Regions from separate parts of the Homo sapiens genome. Here region 1 is linked to region 2. A link is an interaction called in ENCODE POLR2A ChIA-PET data of the cell type or tissue named here. Cell type or tissue: PC-3. All regions are shown on one strand. Each heading gives the region's core, and the rest is flanking DNA. Links, peaks and the distances in the headings are about the cores only.

What was found. ChIA-PET counts read pairs that join two places held together with the same protein. Peaks named below come from ENCODE experiments on the same cell type or tissue, not always from the same donor. Only the 100,000 strongest peaks of a DNase experiment are listed, where the experiment ranks them.
Region 1: POLR2A ChIA-PET joins it to region 2 with 9 read pairs; 1 of 35 experiments calls an interaction of 5 or more read pairs at or near these places.

What each region holds. Positions count from the first base shown.
Region 1 is chr1:239,927,835-239,933,223 of GRCh38, forward strand. The region is part of intron 1 of LOC105373224 (a long non-coding RNA gene); the gene reads right to left. Among named protein-coding and RNA genes, the nearest start is that of CHRM3-AS1, 31 kb to the left of the region's middle. In PC-3, for the core only: no CTCF peak of the experiment used is centred there; a DNase peak (open chromatin) is centred at 3,027.
Region 2 is chr1:241,715,368-241,720,756 of GRCh38, forward strand. The region is part of intron 9 of WDR64 (WD repeat domain 64); the gene reads left to right. All of the region lies in intron 1 of LOC124904603 (a long non-coding RNA gene), which reads right to left. Among named protein-coding and RNA genes, the nearest start is that of WDR64, 66 kb to the left of the region's middle. In PC-3, for the core only: no CTCF peak of the experiment used is centred there; DNase peaks (open chromatin) are centred at 1,754, 2,094 and 2,754; H3K4me3 peaks cover 350 bases; H3K27ac peaks cover 1,920 bases.

The DNA of each region.
Region 1 (5,389 bases), core at 221-5,220, 1.8 Mb before region 2:
CTTTCCAGGTCTATAATTTAAATCAACCTTTAGATAATTTCTGAATTAGACAAAATTATTCTTTTTTTAATAAGAACATATTTTTGGTACACTTTATATACAGAATTACATATTAACTAGAATCTTTATTCTTAGTAACCTTAAATTTTAGTGAAAACCAAGGAAGCAAGAAATTTTGAATTGTCTGCCAGACATTCATACTTTATGGATGAGAACCACTCCACAATTTTTAGAAACATTTTTTTTTAATATCATAACCCTTTCTTAGTTGGAAATAATGGTTATTTAAGATAATTTTAAGATTTCAATTATACAAAAGTTTACCCATAAGCATTTGTCTCATTTATATTAATTTATTTTTTTTAACAGTTTAACTAGATTACTTATGAAAACTGAGATATTAGACAAAGATAGTCATCATTTAAAATTATTCCTCTGTTAACCATTTTTATAGCCTCTGAATATCAGGTGTTTACCTAAGTAGAAACTTAGAGTAAACATATGGATACTTTTGCCAATAACTCAGAAGGTTTAGCTGTTTTCATTAAACCAACAACATCAAATTGGCCCTATTTATCAAAAATATATACAAATAAAGATTATTTTGTTTTTGGCTGGGTTTATAGCTTTGTATGCTTCATGCCAAACCCTGACACCATAATACATTTAGCAAAGACAAATATAAAACCATTTAGCCAATAAACCCAGACACAAATGTATGCTGATAATTTTGAAGATATTTAATTTTAATTTTATTTATAATTTTAAAGCCAGTTTTTAAATTAAAGATTTATTTAAATCACATTAACTTGAAAGATATTTGGAGTTATGTACTTAATTTATGAGTGTTTTATTATTTATAAGCCAAGTTGGTATCGTGTAGACTTAATATATAACACAATATATGTTTATATAAGTAAATTTATCTAAACACACACACATATAAACAAGGATTTTACAGCTTTTACTTCGGAATTCTAGCCATGAGATGGTAATACAAACTCACCAGTTTATAAAAGATGGCTGAATCTGAATTATTTTGGACAAAATTGGGAGCCTGTCCACATGGCTAAACTTTGTGTGCCTTGGTAGGTAGTCCAATGAAGGCTGTGAACCAAAGAAGTTTTTACGGGAAAAAAACATTTTTATCCTTTCCCCTCCACTCCCAGTTTTAAATGAGTTTTAATGTTTACATTTCAGCTAGTACTGGCAGAACTGTATAAGAAAAACAAAATCCCCAAGTAACTTTGAGTTAGTAGTACCACGAACAGAGAGTTTTATCTCAAAACCAGTAGCTTAATAATAGCAGATTAGAAGTAGGCAGAAAAGAAAATAAAGAGAAAGATTCACAAAGAGTTTTTAATCCTATAGCTGCAAATCAACCTTTTGAGTTCTGGATTTTCCTCACTGTCATTTGCCCATCAGTTTAAAATGTGCACAATAGCAGGCCATGTATGTAACCAGCTGGAGTCCTAGAAAACATGGCGTGCCTTTTAACTTTCCCAGAGTTTTTGCAGTTTTTCTGCCCTTAGTGGATAAATTACTCATTGTACTGATCTAAAGAGGACACCTCTTGTTTTCCCAATTCTCAAGATGCAGCCTAATGGGGCTGCCTGGAGGAACCTAACCAACATTTCCCATTCTGGCTGAGAGGACTCACACGACAAAAACACAGATGCTAGTCACTCTGCTCAGTGCCCAGATCTGACGTGGAAAGATTCAACCTTGCCTCTGCGGGCCCCGGCACCTTTGATCCAGGGATCAAAGTGGAAAGGAATGACCTGTGCCCAGGAGTTCAGCAGGTGGTCTCTGGGCAAGGTGGAAAAGTGGACGGCCACCCTAAGTGAGGCCTGCTGAGCTTTCACTAGCAATTCCTTTAGGGATATTTTTCACAAATATAAACGTACATAACAAGACAAAGACAAACAAAAGGCCTTCCAAAATAAAGTTTTAAATTTTAAAAATTAAGAGTATTTCTCCCAAGCAGTGCCCTTTATTTTTTTTCCAGTATAGGAGAATCCTCTCAAACAAGACCCTTCCTATTATTAGGGATGGTCAACAAGACCTCCAAAGAGGCTGCAAGACTCCCAAAGAAGACACAAACCCCCGAAGAGGCCACGAGACCTCTGAAGAGGCCAAAAAATCAGGAGAAAGGAAAAAGGGTGCCAGTTGCATAGAGAAAATTTACCAAAGATGTCTTCAAAACGAGTAATTGTTACTTTGCTGAAGGCAATTTATGCACCAGGATTGACACTGCCCCATCAACAGACAAGGCACAGGAGACAGCACCCTAGTTCAACGAAACTGAGCAGCCACTTGGACTCGACTCCAGGTCCGTCCCAATGACATGGTAGCACCGAGCCATGTGCAAATGCCCACAAGGGACTCCTGGCTAGATCACCATAATGTGTTATAGGACCAACAGGCTTGTATGTCTGCTGTGTAGTAATATACTAGTTACACAGACAGCAGGAATGTCGCAGAGAAAGAGTTTAATTATCACAGGGCGCTGAGCGACGAGATGGGAAGAGATTCGCAAGTACATGTCTCTGAAGAGTTTGGGGCTGGGGCTTTTTTTTTTTTTTCTTTTTGAGACAGTCTCGCTCCGTAGCCCAGGCTGGAGCGCAGTGGCGCGATCTTGGCTCACTGCAACCTCTGCCTCCCAGGTTCAAGCGAATCTCCTGCCTCAGCCTCCCAAGTGTCTAGGAATACAGGCGCCCACCACCACGCCCAGCTAATTTTTATATTTTTAGTAGAGACGGGTTTTCACCATATTGGCCAGGCTGGTCTTGAACTCTTGATCTTGTGATCCGCCCGCCTCGGCCTCCCAAAGTCCTGGGATTACAGGTGTGAGCCACAGCGCCCAGCTGGGGTTGGGGCTTTTAAGGGGATTATGGAGGATGAAGGACTAGAGAATTGGGGTCATTAATTGGTTGGGGTAAGAGGCATGAAACCTTCATGATGTGGAAAGTGCATTCTTTGGTGAGTCAGCTTCTTGTGGGATCCTTCAGACCAGCTGATGTCAGTAGAGTTTTTTAGATCTGCTGGCATTAGTAGAGTCTTTCAGACCAGGTGAGTCAGTAATTTTATTAGAATGCAGGACTTGAATATCTCAAAGGGAAAACTTAACATTTTATAATGGTTAAGTTGTTATCTATAGAGAGTTAAGGGGAATTATAATCTTGTAACAGGGTCTACATTGTTTTGAGGCTATAGACATTACGTAATTATCAGAAAGCAGGTCAGAGAACAAGCTGACTTAATGATTAATGTTGAATGTGTTGCAAGCTTCTATTTTTTTTATTTTTGTTAAAATTTAAAAAAAAAAACCCTCCATGTTTTTCTGATTTAATGTTATAAAGTTTACAGGGGCAGTTTTCCCATTGTGGAGGCTTCACAGCAGGGCATGAGAGCCACGTTTTCCTGACATCTGTCCCCAGTCCCATTTTTTTCAACTTGTAGCCAACTATTTTTGTTGTTGTTGTTGTTGTGTTGTTCCTTTGCTATTTCCTGATTTAAAACTCCAGCTTTTAAGTTGCTGTTTCCTGCCTGATAGAGACTTTTGCTACTTTACAGAGTAAAGGTAACTACAGAGAGGGAAACCCCCTTTCCCCCACAAGAAAGAGTCACCTCTTCTAGCTCAGATGCCCTCGGCTCCAGGTGCATGTCCAGGCTCACACTGACGGCTGAGTGTTCGAGTATTCCCCTGGGAGGCGCGGCACTTTCTGAAAGCTCTCTAGTTATATTCTTATGCTATTGATTATTTTAAACGGTGAAACAAAATATAGAATTAAGTCCACTCAGAATAAAGGGAAGGTCTCCAGACTTCTTACTACCCCAGGTGCCCCACATGCTTCTGTTCATACTTGAGGCAATACTTCAGAGGTTGGTTATATATCCCTGTCTTCTTCTTATTCAAGAGACGGTTTAAAGGATAGAAAGCACAGGGGAAAGGTTCTTGAGTCCAGAGTTTCCTGCCAAGCAACAGGAGAAACGGGGAACAGACTTAGGATGAGTTTCTGGGTGACTCTGTCACCCAAAATTCTCTAGTTGCCACCAATGGGAGACGAAGAGCTTAGAGGCGTTACTTCAGGTACAAGTGAAGCTGGCTACAGCCACATGCCTTAGGCTTACTGGATTTCCACCTAGAATATATGCCTCTCCCAGCAATCCACATGGCTGTTCTATGTCATATGTCATTTATGCTCTGCTCACATGTAAACTACTCAAAACAGCCTTCTCTGGTCCTCCTATCCAAAATACCACATTCCTATTCTATTCTCAACCTAAGCACCCTACTTTATTTTTCTTCACAGCACGTATTAACTCTTCGTATGTTTTCAAATATGTTTATGGCCTATCTGCCCTCTGTAGAAGGTAAGCTCCATGGAAACAGAGTGTTTATGTCTTTTTTCTGTCCCTCCCGATGCCAGGGTACATACAGAGCCTAGAAAAACACTTTGACACTTGGTAGGTTCTTATATTTGTTAAATATTTAAAAATGCAACAGCCTATCTTCATACTTCCACATTTTAATTGATTTGAATTATTCTTTCAATCTATGTAGCCTCCTATCTATTATATGGTCAATAATTCTTCAAGCAGAAATTTAATACAAACTCCTGACCCTCATACTAGCCAACAAAATGAATAATTCTCTCCATTCTCTGAATCAAAGCCTCTCTTTGCAGAACACATTATGACTTCTAATATTTTGTACTATTTCTAGAGCTCTAGAAATAATTAAAAGCTCATTTCAATGAAAGCTTAAGGGATATTTAATATCACATATTCATTAATGATGTGAATTTTTGAATGAACTACATACATGTTCAGGTCTTTAGTATATGTTATTTCAATATTTTACTTTGGAATGTATTTGTATTTAGATCTGTGAAATGTTCATATAGCGAACTGCTGTCATATATTAACGCCTGTTCATGCATGTGTGTATGTATGTATAAATATTTATTTTTTCTATGTCAGCCATAGAAACACGACTTTGTTCACTATTTTTTTTTTAGCTACAATTTTTAAGCTTCTAAATTTTGATGTGATTGTCTTTTTCCTTTCATCCTTCAAACTTTAAGCTATCCAATCAGCTTCCAAACGGTTGTTTTTTCTCCTACCAAAGAGTGATTCTAGCTGAAAGCTAGTTCAACACCAAAACCAAGAATGATCTCTGTACATGCTTCATGGACCACATTTTCTTTTTATGATCCATAAATCGTCACTCCAAAAACAACTCCCTCCCTTCTACTAGCAGTCCTAAAACCTCAGGCAGTAGAATCCAGAAATTTGTCCTGATTAAACTTCCCAGGACTTGCTCATGTGGATTATCAAACACATTCCCCACTCTAACCAAGACTTTTTCTTGAAAGTATTCATT
Region 2 (5,389 bases), core at 131-5,130:
TGCTCCTTCCTGAGTTAATGACTGTCTTGGCTTATTACTTCCAACGGAAATGGGCACAGTTTTTGGTTTGGATCACACATCAGAAGGAGGATGCAAGAGATGAGGGAGGGAGAGCCCCTTGGTGTGAGAGATAAAGCAGCAAACATGTTTGAGAATCAAACTGCAATGAATCCTCCTGTCGCCGTTGCATGTCTTTAGTTAGGCAAAAATATTAGCCCTCTTCCTCTTTCAATGCAAACCCTGCACATGAAACCCTTTGAAAAAGCAGTACGTAAATATATGGCTAATGTGAAATTTGATTCTAAAATCTGATTGTCACATTATGCTGTCACATTAATCTTAACCAACTCCTCTTCACAGCTCTTTGCCCTCACACACAAAAGAATACAAAATGTTAAGAACTGACCAGTTTTTATAGGCTTTGTAATCTTAGTATTTTAATCATTTCTGGGGGAAAAATGTGTTTGGTAAAGTTTTAGGACTTAAACCACTTCAGTGTTTTTGGATTAAGTCATTTGACTCTCATTAACCTCAGTGTTCATTATATTATAAGACCCTCATCTACAGCTTGAAAACGTGTTTATTATAGGTTTTCTAGCTCTCTCACCAAGGGAAGAAAACACTTAGTAGTATGACCGACAAGCAACTAATACTTTTCATCATGCATAATTTATTGAATTGTCACAGTTATGGAGCCTCTATTAGTAGAAAATGCAAATTCCCAGTAACTGAAAACACATTTTTCTCAGGAGAGTACTCTTGTTGATTAGTGACTCAGCCAAGCACCATTGCTAAATGTACGGTATGTACCCGCTGACGACTCAAAATATACAATAAAAGCAGCTTTGCTAGGCATAGCTGAATGTGTTAAATGTGCAGGGACATTTGATGAGCTTCAAAAAAGCACAAGCTTTTGCAGGAAAAAAAAAAAAGCCAAACCAGGACAGAGTGTTTACCAAGAAAACCTAAAAATTTCCTGAGCATTATTTTGGTGACCATCAAGAATATTTTTGCTGAACAGTGTTTGCACTAGCCTTTTAGGAATTAAGTTCTTAGTATGGAAGATTCAGAGTAGGAACACAATTACCTCCCAAAAAGATATTTTGGGGGCTCTGCATGCATTTTTTTCATGTTTTGTTCAACAAATATTTTCTGCACAATTGCTATAGACTAGGCTATTAACCTTATAAAGGTCAGGTTGTATTCCTAACCTGCGAACATTTAAAGCCTAATAGTGTAAGACAAGTTTATAGGTAACTACAAAGTATAGCATGAATCAACATATGATGATGATGATGATGATGATGATGGCGATGGTGATAATAATACAGATGAAATAGTATAGGCTTTGAGAGCTTCGCATCTGTCCCTTTCTGCTAATTCTGCCTCCACAAAGCCACCACATATGATTCCATTCCAAGCAACGAAAGCAAGCAGAGCTGGAGGACATCTGTGGAGTAGGCAATAGGGAACCTCCAAAAGATTGGATTTTCTTCACAACGAATAACGGACAAAGCCATTAGTTTAAGAGGCCTAGATATTTCTCAGGTGGCAGATCTCTATTGCATTCTTCTTCGTGTGATATACAAGTCATAGATTTTCTTCTGGGGATATAGCCTATTGCCAGCCTCATCATCCAGGAATGATAATGCCCATTTCAGGGGATGTCCCACCAACATGATGTAAGATCACCTATGGGTGCAAGGCTTAGGTTCTGAACATGTCTGAATAGCATGACACATCTTGACAATTCCCAATGAAAAGCAAATGCAGTCAAGATACTGCATTATTGGAATTAGTCAGTTTGAATCATGTAACTGAATATCTGGTGAGTTTCTTACTACCTATGAAAATTCCAGATTGCCCTCTGCTTTCACTGTAGTGATGTCTCCCTCCGGAGCACATAATCATGAAATTTTAGAGCTGGATGGAGCCTTGAAGATTATAATTTTACATGAGGAAATCGAGACCCCAGACAAGTCGCACAACTAGTTAGCTGGCAGAGCTGAGACTGAATCAGTTCTCTTTGCACCCACTCAGCCCTGTGTTCTTCCTGGACCACAGAAATCTGGTTTACTAGATGCTATCTCTCTCCTGCTTTTTTGTGTGAACTAAGCCCGCTCATCTCATCAAGAGTGATGCACTTAGATGAAGTGACTCACCCAACTGAGAGAAGAATCTGCTAAAGGAAAGAAAATCCTCTCTTTGATATGTGACTTTTATCTAAATTCTGGCTTCACACACGCAGAAAAGAAAAAAAAAAGAAAGAAAAAATAGAAAGCAACAAAAAAACAGGGAATTAACTCTTTATGAGCCATAATATTTATAGTATAAAGACCTATCTTCAGATTTGACATACTCTTTACAAATAGTTGTTTACCCTCTATATCTCCTTACCTTATTGCTACTACTAGATTGTGAACTCTCAAGAGCAGGGATCATATTTCATATATCTGTGTATCAGTTCCTCTCCCCTAAATATAATCTAAATGCATTGTAGGAACTTAGAATAATAGTAATAGTAATTGTTAGTTTACGGTCCAGAAACTGTTCAGTTACACATTTACAACTCCACTCAATCTTCACAATAAAACTATGATGTTAACTTCCATTTATCCTCATTTTATAGGTAAGAAAACTCAGATGCAGAGAGGCAAAGCAACTTACTCAAAGTCATAAAGCTAGTTAAGGGGTAGAGCCAGGTTTCAAATCAAATATGATTCGCTCAAAATACGTGTCCTTAACCACTTCATGAGTGACTCTACAAGCCAACTCATTTACTTAGCAAACATGTATTAAGCACTTACTACTTGCCAAACACTGCTATCAATGAGAACTACTAGGCTCACCAGATAATGGGTAAACAGATAGGTAAACAGACAATTATGAGTGCTGTAAAAGAAAGCTGAAGAAAGCACAGTAAAAACACAGAAGAAGGAGTCTGAACTCCGTTTAGGGCAGAGGAAGGTGATTAGGGAAGGCGCTGCGGAGAGTAATAACCAAACTAAGTCTAAAAGGGTGTAAACCTGGGTCTTCTGAAAAAGTAGACCTTGGGCAGGAACAATATCTAGAATTTCTTTGTATCCTTCACATCTTGCAAAATACTAAGGGCACAAAGGTATCAGAAGAGAAGGGGGAGCATAGATTTAAAAAAATTTCTAAGTGCACAGTTAGCTTCTCAAGAGATTTTTCTCTCTTGCTGTTAATAAGGGCAGCATGAAAGTTTGAAATTTAAGAAAATATTCCATTTCCTCATTAACCACAACCCCTCCAATATCTTGTTTGATGTTTTAGCCAACTTGAGCTGCCTTAACAAAATACCATAAGCAGAAAGGTTTAAGCAACAGAAATTTTCTGGAGGCTAGAAGTGCAGGATCAAGGTGCCAGCATTGTCAGTTTCTGGCGAGAGCTCTCTTCCTGGCTTGTAGACATCTGCCTTCTCTCCATGTTCTCAAATGGCAGGGAGAGAGAGGGGAGAGAGGGTGGGTTGGGGCAGCAGGAGCTGGTGTCTCTTCTAATAAGGACATTAATCCCATCATGAGGGCCCGCCTTCATTACCTCATTGGAACCTAATTATCTCCCAAAGGCCCCCCATTTCCAAACACCATCGTGTTGGGGCTAGGGCTTCAATATATAAATTTGGGAGGGAATGAATTCACTCAATTGCAATTCTTAAGAAATGGAAACCATCAGCTATGCAATGAGTTTTTTTCAGCCTGCCTTTAATAACACTCCAAGAAGTGAGAGCCTCTGAAATGAACAAATGACCTTCCAAAAAAATTAGATGAACATTCAATGAAGATCCATTTTTTTGTTTGAATACATGTTTTTCCCCTCTTTGGGGACTTGATAGTTAAACCTCTGAGCTGTGATTCATCATCCCAACAATGAAGTTATTGAAGTGGTTCAAAAAATATCTTTTGAATTCTTACTATAGATTATATGTGACAGTAAACAACAACAAGTCCTGTCCTCAAGGCACCTGGAGTCTAATAGTGGTCCAGACAAATAATTAACTATGAAGGATGATGGGGATGAAGGAGGCACATAGGTAGGGCACTCAGGTTTGAAGAATATGGAAGTATTCTGGAATATTACTGGAGGAAAAGCTATGCTGAGACTTGATGGATGGATTGGGATACTCGAAGAAGAGAAAAAAGGTAGAGAAAAATACTATGCTTTTTCATGAGGCCCAATAAAATAATCATAGAATTATGGAAGCATCTATCAAATTTGCCTGGTTTATAAATACCCAACTAACAAGTCACCTAATTATCCCTCCATACCTGACATGCCCTTTCAGTGTGGATAATCTATCAAAATAAAAATCCAATATACATCAGGAAATACATCCTAATGGGTGGCCCAATATATAATATCAGATTAACTAGAATTACTATTTTGGGTTTTAAAAATTTATTTATTTTCTTTTTTTCCTTCAAATTTATTTTAAGTTCCAGGGTACATGTGAAGGATGTGCAGGTTTGTTACATAGGTAAACATGTGCCATGGTGGTTTGCTGTACAGATCAACCTATCACCTGGATATTAAGTCCAGCATCCATTAGCTATTCTTCCTGATCCTCTCTCTTCCTCACCACCCAGTGAATGTGAGTTGTTCCCCACCGTGAGTCCATGTGTCCATTCTCAAGGTTCAGCTCCCACTTATAAGTGAGAACATACAGTGTTTGGTTTTCTGTTCCTGTGTTAGTTTGCTGAGGATAACGGCTTCCAGCTCCATCCACATCCTTGCAAAGGACATGATCTTGTTCCTTTTTATGGCTGCACAGTATTTCATGGTGTATATGTACCATATTTTCTTTATCCCATCTATCATCGATGGGTGTTTGGGTTGATTCCATGTCTTTGCTATTGTGAATAGTGTTGCAATTAAGATACGCAGCCATGTATCTTTATAATAGAATGATTTGTATTCCTTTGGGTATATACCCAGTAATGGGATTGCTGGGTCAAATGGTATTTCTGTCCCTAGATATTTGAGGAATCGCTACACTGCCTTCCACAGTGGTTGAACTAATTTACACTCCCACCAACACTGTAAAAGCATTTCTTTTTCTCCGCAACTTTGCCAGCATCTCTTGTTTCTGGACTTTTTAATAATCACCATTCTCACTGGCATGAGATGGTATCTCATTGTGGTTTTGATTTGCATTTCTCCAATGACCAACGATGTTGAGTTTTTTTAATATGTTTTTTGGCCGCATAAATGTCTTCTTTTCAGGAGTATCTGTTCATGTCTTTTGTTCACTTTTTAATGGGGTAGTTTTTGTTCTAGTAAATTTGTTTAAGTTCCTATAGACTCTGGATATTAGATGTTAGTCAGATGGATAGATTGCAAAAATTTTCTCCCATTCTGTAGGTTGTCTGTC